Linked DNA regions of Homo sapiens: region 2 is linked to region 1. Evidence: read pairs that join two places in POLR2A ChIA-PET (ENCODE). Cell type or tissue: HepG2. All regions are shown on one strand.

Region 1 (4,000 bases):
AACACATCCCAAACCCCAGGGCCCTTGGGAAACTCCAAATCCCAAATCCCAGGGCGAGCCCTTCACAGCTCACCTCCGACAGGTCAGCCCCAAGTTGCTCTCCTGCTGTGCTCTGGGGTTTTCTCACTGATCCTAACCAAATCTGTTTCTGCCCCCAAGGACTTCCTGTTTTCTGATCCTTCTACAACTTACCATATCCCATCTGAAACCATCCTTCCTGTCGGTTTTGTTTTTGACTGTCTCTCCCAGGCAGGAGCTCAGAGGGCAGAGCTCTTTCTACTTCCCTTCGTCCTTCCTGTCTGTTTTGTTGTTGACTGTTTGTCTCTCCTAGGCAGAGGCTTCTGAGGGCAGAGCTCTTTCTGCTTCCCTTCTGTACCCCTAGCATCAGGAATGCTCCCTGGCATTCAGCAGATACACATACAGCAGGTACACAGAGTTCTTTGAAAGAATGAATAAAACACACATTGGGCTGCTTGAATAGACTGTAACATTTTTCCAAACGGGAACACTAGTGTCTGTGTGAGTGCTGACCACCCAGGTCCTTCTGTCTGGCTGTTTTTCTGGTTGCCCTGTTGAAAAGATCCAGTGCTTCCATCCACAAGTCCCACCTCCTGGAGCTAGACCAGATCTGCTTCCTGCACTCAGACCCACTCTCCCGGCACAGCCAGACGCACTTCCTAAAACATGGTCACGGTGACCATGCGTCTCCCCAGCAGAGCACTTGGTGGCGCCCTGTCACTATGTGGATAAAGTCAAAACCCCTGAAGGGAGCATAAAATAGCTTCCAGATTTGCCCTTGTAGCAGAGACCATTTGACCCCAAACGTCCAGTCTCCCCTTCTTCCTTTTAGGAACAGAACCTCCAAGTTGGAGCAAGCACAGAGCTGCCTTGCAATCTGCACACCACGCGGATACGTGTGGCCTCAGCACCAAGTTCTGCCCCAGAGGATGGGACTGAAAGCAAGACCTGCAACTTCCGAGTCACATCCTCAAAAGGATACTGCCTTGCACTTCCTCGTGTCCCATTCCCCCTCACCACAGGCTACAAAGTAGGTGTGGTGCTGCCCATGCAGGAAGAAACACCTCGGAGCAATGAGGGAGGACAAAGCTGGATCCCTGGATGACTTTGTGGAGCAGACCACCCCACCCCATACCTCTTACTAACTAGACTTCCCCTGCTCCTCTTACTGGCCTCTGTGAAGAAACCAAACAAACCATCCACTCAGCAGCTGCGGGCCTTTCCCGACCCCTTTCTCAGCTCCCCTCCCCTCCCCTCCGAGCTCTGAGAATGCCATGGCCCTGTCACATGGAATCATTAACCCTGGAGTCTCCTGATGGAACCGCCTCAGCCAGCCCACTGTCCTCCTCCTTCATGACTCAGTTCAAACATCACCTTCCACATGAGGAGCCTCCAGCTTCTGCGGGCAGAGGGGCACTCACCCAACTGTGACTACAGCACTTACACAAGCCACCAACTGGCACCCACAGCACTTATCACTCCATGTGTCTGCTCAACCAGCCTGGGTAAGGAACCCTACCCTCTCTGTCTCTGTCCACCTCCAACAGGCCATGGTGCACCCTGCATGGGGGCTGCCTCATGGGGGTCTCCAGGAACACCTGCTGAGTGAATGCATAAAGAGTCCTTGGCTGCTGCACACTGAGCTCACAGTTAACTAAATGCTAGAAGATTTTGTAATATGTCCTTTTGTGTCACCTTATCGAAGCTCACTGGTATTTATACACTCAGTTTTCCACATTCAAAACATACACAGCTGTGTGTGTGGAGGAGGCGGGTGCTGGGGGCCCTTGGGGCAGCTTGGAGAATGCTGCAATCTGGGTGTGTCCGCCAGGAAAACAGGGCCGAGTCATGGGTTACAGAGTGGGAAGAGTGGATTCAGAGGCAGGATGCTGTGTTGTGTTATGCTCTGTTGTTATTTTTCTCTTGAGACAGGGTCTCTCTCTGTTGCCCCAGATGGAGTGCAGTAGCGCAATCTTGGCTCACTGTAGTCTTGACCTCCTGAACTCAAGCAATCCTCCCGCCTCAGCCTCCCCAGTAGCTGCAACTACAAGCACGCACCACCACACCCGGATCATTTTTATTTTTATTTTGTAGAGCTGAGGTCTCACAATATTGCCAAGGCTGGTCTCAAACTCCAGGCCTCAAGTGATCCTCCCGCCTCGGCCTCCCAAAGTGCTGGGATTAAGACGTGAGCCACTACACCTAGCCTTCATAATCTTTTAAAATATTAACTGTTTTCTGCTTTTATTAATATTTATTATTGCAGTTTCTCTGATGACTTTCTTTGTGAGTGTGTCATAAGGAAGGCCATGGGGCTCGAACATGCCTGTACCTCCTACCAGCAGGGCAGGTGACCCTGTGGCCAGCCTCTTCCACTAGACCTGGCCTCACAATCGGGCTGCTGTCTTGCATCAGGTGTGCAAGGCCCTTCACACCCAGCCAGGGCAGCATGCCCCATGCCAGGCTCAAGCCCCCTCGAGTGTCCTCCCTCCTGTACCTCCATGTCTTTGGACACGATCCCTTGTGCCTGCAATGACATCCCTGGCCACCTTCTGCCTGTCTGTGCTCTCAGCCTCCATCTACTCCAGCACAGCTGCTCCAGGAGGTCGCCCGTGTGGCCGTCCGCCCACTGCCCTGGCTGAGGCCCCTCTTCCTGGGTCAGCTACTGCACAGTCCACTGTACTTGGTCACTGCCCTGTCTCCTCCACTGGGCCATGCACTCCTCCAGGTTGGGAGCTCTGCATTTCATCCCAGTAGCTCCAGGAACTACCCTCACCCCGGCAGGGTGCTGATGCCAGCGACATGCACCCATATACACCAGATAGGGCTCTATCAGGTGTACTCGGGGGCCTTGCACACATGGGGGCTGCGCCAGCTAGCTTCCTTCAGTCACCAACAGACAATGACACTAAGCTAACCTAAAAAAAGTCAGAAGCCTTGTCCTGTAGCTCTTCATGAAGATGGGTATGAAAAATTCCCTTCCAGGATGTAATTCTTGTTTTCAGCAGTTTCATAACATCAGTGGGAGTAGAGAGGGATAAAGTACACTCCAGAATCAGACAGCTCTAAATTCAAATTCTATATGGGTTCTCATGGCCTTCATTTCCTCTTCTGTAATAACAGTGTATCTAACACATTGGGTTGTTTTAGGAATCACATGAGGTATTGTATGAAAAGGTCTTGGTCCACAAACTTATTTACACACAGAACCTCACCAGTATCAGTTGTGAGAACATGTATCTGAGAAAATCTAATGACTTTTTCAGCTAATTTTTGTATTGTTACAAAAAATAAGAACCTACCGTACATACAATGTACACGTTGCAAATAGGATGCTAAAATACTAGGTTAAGAAAAGTTTAATTCACGAATTGTCCTATGCTAAGAGAAAAAGTGAGGAAAAGTGCTGTATTTCTAAAATCAGTAAGCGAGACTCAAACAGCCCTGCCCTTTAGCCAGGATCACGTCCACAGGGCGAGGGAGCACATGGGGTTGCCAGGTAAGGTCCCGCTGAACCCCTTTACCACGGCTATTTTCCCTCAGTCTTAGAGATTTTAAACACTCTCACTCCACCAGCAATGAGTTAGGTATCCTGGTTTTTAATTAATGTTTTTCAGCTACTCGCTAACTAAGCATGCACTTCACAGACCCCCCTGGCTCGGGTCTCTCCTTCCAGTAGCATTCTGTTAATGTATAACATATAAAATATGGGCCTGAAGTCACTGAAGCCTGAATTTCAAATCTAAAAGGAAAGGTCACCATCAACCAGCTTCAGAGACATCCTAGGCTAACATATTCATGGAGACGTCCAACTATCTTTCCTGTCTCACCCCATCTTGTTCTTGTGCTCCTGTCCCCATCCGACCTTTATGCCAGTCACTGCAGGGCAGCTGGCATGTGCTCTGGAACCCAGGCCCTGTGCATCATCCACAGAGCAGCACGCCGGAGCCTTGCCAGAGTGCAGTTTCAATAGGAGATGTGT
Region 2 (4,000 bases), 200 kb after region 1:
GAGATCCTAATTTAATTAAAATGGTTATACCTGTTTCTATGACACTGGCAGGATATCACCGAATGTTTGCAGTGCTTATCTCTGGGGGATGGGACAATGGAAAGGTTGCGTGTTTTGTTTTTTTTTTTTTTTTTTTTGTGAGAAGGAGTCTCGCTCTGTCACCCAGGCTGGAGTGCAGTGGCTCGATCTTGGCTCACTGCAAGCTCCGCCTCCCGGGTTCATACCATTCTCCTGCCTCCCCAGTAGCTGGGACTACAGGCGCCCGCCACCACGCCTGGCTAATTTTGTTTTGTATTTTTAGTAGAGACGGGGTTTCACCGTGTTAGCCAGGATGGTCCCGATCTCCCGACCTCGTGATCCGCCCGCCTCAGCCTCCCAAAGTGCTGGGATTACAGGCGTGAGCCACTGCGCCCGGCCCAGTGGAAAGGTTTTATCTTCCTTTGTTGCACTTTTCAGTCTTAAAAATGAAAAAATCTTATAACAAGCATGTCCAACTGTCATATTAAACCACACATTGTTGGTGGTGTTGGTGGCCTGGGATCACCTTTCACTGGCTTCCTGCTTACTATGCCATTCTGTAAATTTGTGGTTTGTGTATATAAAGTTAATGAATGGGTTAAGGAGGGATGGTTACTTTCCTCCAGTGCCATAGCATTCTCCTTCCGGGCGAATACTTGGTGTCCGTTAGCTGACCCCAGCTTTGATGAACCTCATAACTGGGTCCTCCATTCCTGGGAGGGATCAGCTATTACTGTCTAGGAACGCTCTATCCCCAATCACCTGGAGCTGGTGAGATGGGAATTTTTTACTCTTAACCCATGGCAAGGCCATTTCTCCTTGGAGAAGGTTGTTTTCATTCTTAGTGGAGTCTGATGAGACCTGCAGAACCCAGGCGACATCCAGACCTTCAACACAGGGAGCTCTTCTCAGCCAAGGGACCTCTGGAGGAACCAGAGGCCTGGATGGCAGCAGAGTCCTGCTGTCCTGCAGCTTGGTGACACAGCCACATGGCCAGACACACAGACTGACGCCTCACACAGAATCATGCTCAGTATCTAAGCAAGTGACTATTTAAAACAGGTCTCAGCTGAACTTCTCTCATAATGGCATTTACACTAAGTACAAAGCCTTTCACTACATCTGCTCTTCTGTCGCCATCCTTAAATCTGTAGTTTATCAATGAAGGATATTTGGTGACACTGCAATATTTATAAATTATTTCAATCTATTTTTCAATAAGCAGGAATTTAAGAAAGCTATTTTTTCCTAATGATAGTACAAATGTTGTTAAATGCCTGTTCATTTTTTTTTTTTTTTTTTTTGAGACAGGGTCTCACTCTGTTACCCAGGCTGGTGTGTAGTGAGCTCACTGCGTCCTCAACCTCCCTGGCTCAGGTGATCCTCCTGCCTCAGCCTCCTGAGTAGCTGGGACTACAGGTGCATGCTATCATGCCTGGTTAATTTATTGTAATTTTTGTAGAGGTGGGGTTTTGCCATGTTGGCCAGGTTGGTCTTGAACTCCTGGACTCAAGTGATCCAGCTGCCTCCAGCTCCCAAAGTGCTGGGATTAGGCTGGGCAGGGTAGCTCACACCTGTAATCCCAGCACTTTGGGAGGTTGAGATGGGCAGATCACCTGAGGTCAGCAGTTCAAGACCAGCCTGGTCAACATGGAAAAACGCTGTCTCTACTAAAAATACAAAAATTAGGCAGGCATGATGGCAGGCGCCGGTAATCCCAGCTACTCAGGAGGCTGAGGCAGGAGAATCGCTTGAACCTCGGAGGCAGAGGTTGCAGTGAGCTAAGATCGCGCCACTGCACTCCAGCCTGGGTGACAGAACGAGACTCTGTCTCAAAAACAACAAACAAACAAACAAACAAAAAACAAAGTGCTGGGATTACAGGCGTGAGCCACTGGGCTGGCCTGTCCTTTTTTTTTTTTTTTTTTTTTTTTTAACCTGTGTGTTTTTAATTGAAGTGAAATTCACATAACATAAAAGTAACCATTTAAAAGTGTGCAACTCAGTGGTGTTAGTGTATTTACAGCGTTGTGTAACTGCCCCTCTAGTTGAAAGGCATTTTCATCAGTCCAAAAGGAAATCCTGTGCCCACCAGGTGGTCACTCCTCATTCCCTCTTCCCTCCAACACCTGGCAACTACCAATTTGCTTTCTGTCTCTATACATTTGCCTATTCTGGACATTTCATATGCTTGGAATTACAATATGTGGCCTTTCACATCTAGCTTCTGTCACTTAGCATACTGTTTTCAAGGTTCATCCATGCTGTGGCAAGTATCAGAACTTCGTTCCTTTTGATGGCTGAGTAATATTCCCTTGCACGGATAGAAGACATTTTGTTTATCCATTCATCTGTTGATGAACATTGGGTTGTTTCCACCCTTTGGCTATTGTGAATAGTGCTGCTATCAACATTAATGTGAGATACGTTTGATCCTCTGCTTTCAGTGATTTTGGGATTGCTGGTTCATTTGGTAGTACTATGTTTCAGCTTTTGAGAAACAACCAAACTGTTTTCCACAGTGGCTACACCATTCTGCACTTCCAGCAGCAATGCATGAGGGTTCCAATTTCTTGACATCCTTTCCAACACTTGTTATTTTCTGTGTGTGTGTTAATTATAGAATTCTAGTGGGTGTGAAGTGGCACCCCATTGTGGTTTTGATTTGTGTTGCCCTAATGACAACAGATGTTGAACATCTTTTCATGTGCTTATTGGCCATTTGCATATATTCTCTGGATAAATGCTAAGCAAGTCCTTTGTCCTTTTTTTTTTTTTTTTTTCCCGAGATGGAGTCTCACTGTCGCCAGGCTGGAGTGCAGTGGCGTGCAATCTCGGCTCACTGCAACCTCTGACTCCCGCTCCAGCCTCAGCCTCCCAAGTAGCTGGGATCACAGGCACGTGCCACCACGCCCAGCTAATTTTTTATTTTTAGTAGAGGCACAGTTTCGCCATGTTGGCCAGGATGGTCTCGATCTCCTGACCTTGTGATCTGCCTGACTCAGCCTCCCAAAGTGTTGGGATTACAGGCGTGAGCCACTGCGCCTGGCCCCTTTGTCCATTTTTAAATTATTTGTCTTTTTGTCGTTGAGTTGTAGATTTTTATTTTTTTAGAGACAGGATCTTGCTCTATTGTTCAGGCTGCAATGTGGTGGCACAATCATAGCTCACTGCAGCCTTGAATTTGTGGACTCAAGTGATCCTCCTGCCTCAGCCCCCCAAGTAGCTGGAACTACAGGTGCATGCCACCAGGCCTGGATAATTAAAAAATAAATTGTCTTGTAAGAGATGGGAGTCTCAATTGTTGTCAAGGCTGGTCTCAAACTCCTGGGCTCAAGAGATCCTCCCACCTCAGCCTCCCAAAATGCTGAGATTAAAGGCATGAGCCACTGCACCCAAGCAAAAATTCTTTATATATTCTGGTTACTAGACCCTTATCAGATACACAGTTTACAAATATTTATCTCATTCTGTGGATTGTCTTTTTGCTTTCTTATGTCCTTTGATGCACAAATTTTAAAATTTTGATGAAGTCCAATTTACCTATTTTTTTCCTTTGTTGCTCAAGCTTTTGATGTCATATCCAAGAAATCACTGCCAAATCCAAGATCATGAAGATTTACCCCTACATATAGTCTTAGCTCCTATATTTAGGTGATTGATCTACTTTGATTTAATTTTTGCATATGGAGTAAAGTTATATATGTCTCTTAGAATTAGTTCAATCTAGATTATTTCTCAAATTTCCACAACTTTTTATTGGAAAATGACACTATTCAATAATATAACAAGTCCAACTATATAAACATACCTAAAGTTACTAAGGGATTTGGTAGTGTCCTCTGTCATATGGAAGTTGCATCACCATGTCACCAGGTTGGTAGTTTGCCAAAGACACTTTAAGACAAGAATTACCCTCTCCTTCAAATCTTATAATCAATGCCCAAGTATTCCCTCAGTGCCAACAATTGATCAATCATTC

Evidence for each region. ChIA-PET counts read pairs that join two places held together with the same protein. Peaks named below come from ENCODE experiments on the same cell type or tissue, not always from the same donor. Only the 100,000 strongest peaks of a DNase experiment are listed, where the experiment ranks them.
Region 2: POLR2A ChIA-PET joins it to region 1 with 5 read pairs; 3 of 35 experiments call an interaction of 5 or more read pairs at or near these places.

Annotation. Positions count from the first base shown.
Region 1 is chr18:11,992,319-11,996,318 of GRCh38, reverse strand. All of the region lies in intron 1 of IMPA2 (inositol monophosphatase 2), which reads right to left. Among named protein-coding and RNA genes, the nearest start is that of IMPA2, 13 kb to the right of the region's middle. RefSeq lists an enhancer at 460-509. In HepG2, a CTCF peak has its summit at 722 (motif pointing right); DNase peaks (open chromatin) are centred at 718, 1,338 and 1,768; H3K4me3 peaks cover 368 bases.
Region 2 is chr18:11,792,713-11,796,712 of GRCh38, reverse strand. All of the region lies in intron 4 of GNAL (G protein subunit alpha L), which reads right to left. Among named protein-coding and RNA genes, the nearest start is that of CHMP1B, 57 kb to the left of the region's middle. RefSeq lists a silencer at 313-449. In HepG2, no CTCF peak of the experiment used is centred here; no DNase peak of the experiment used is centred here.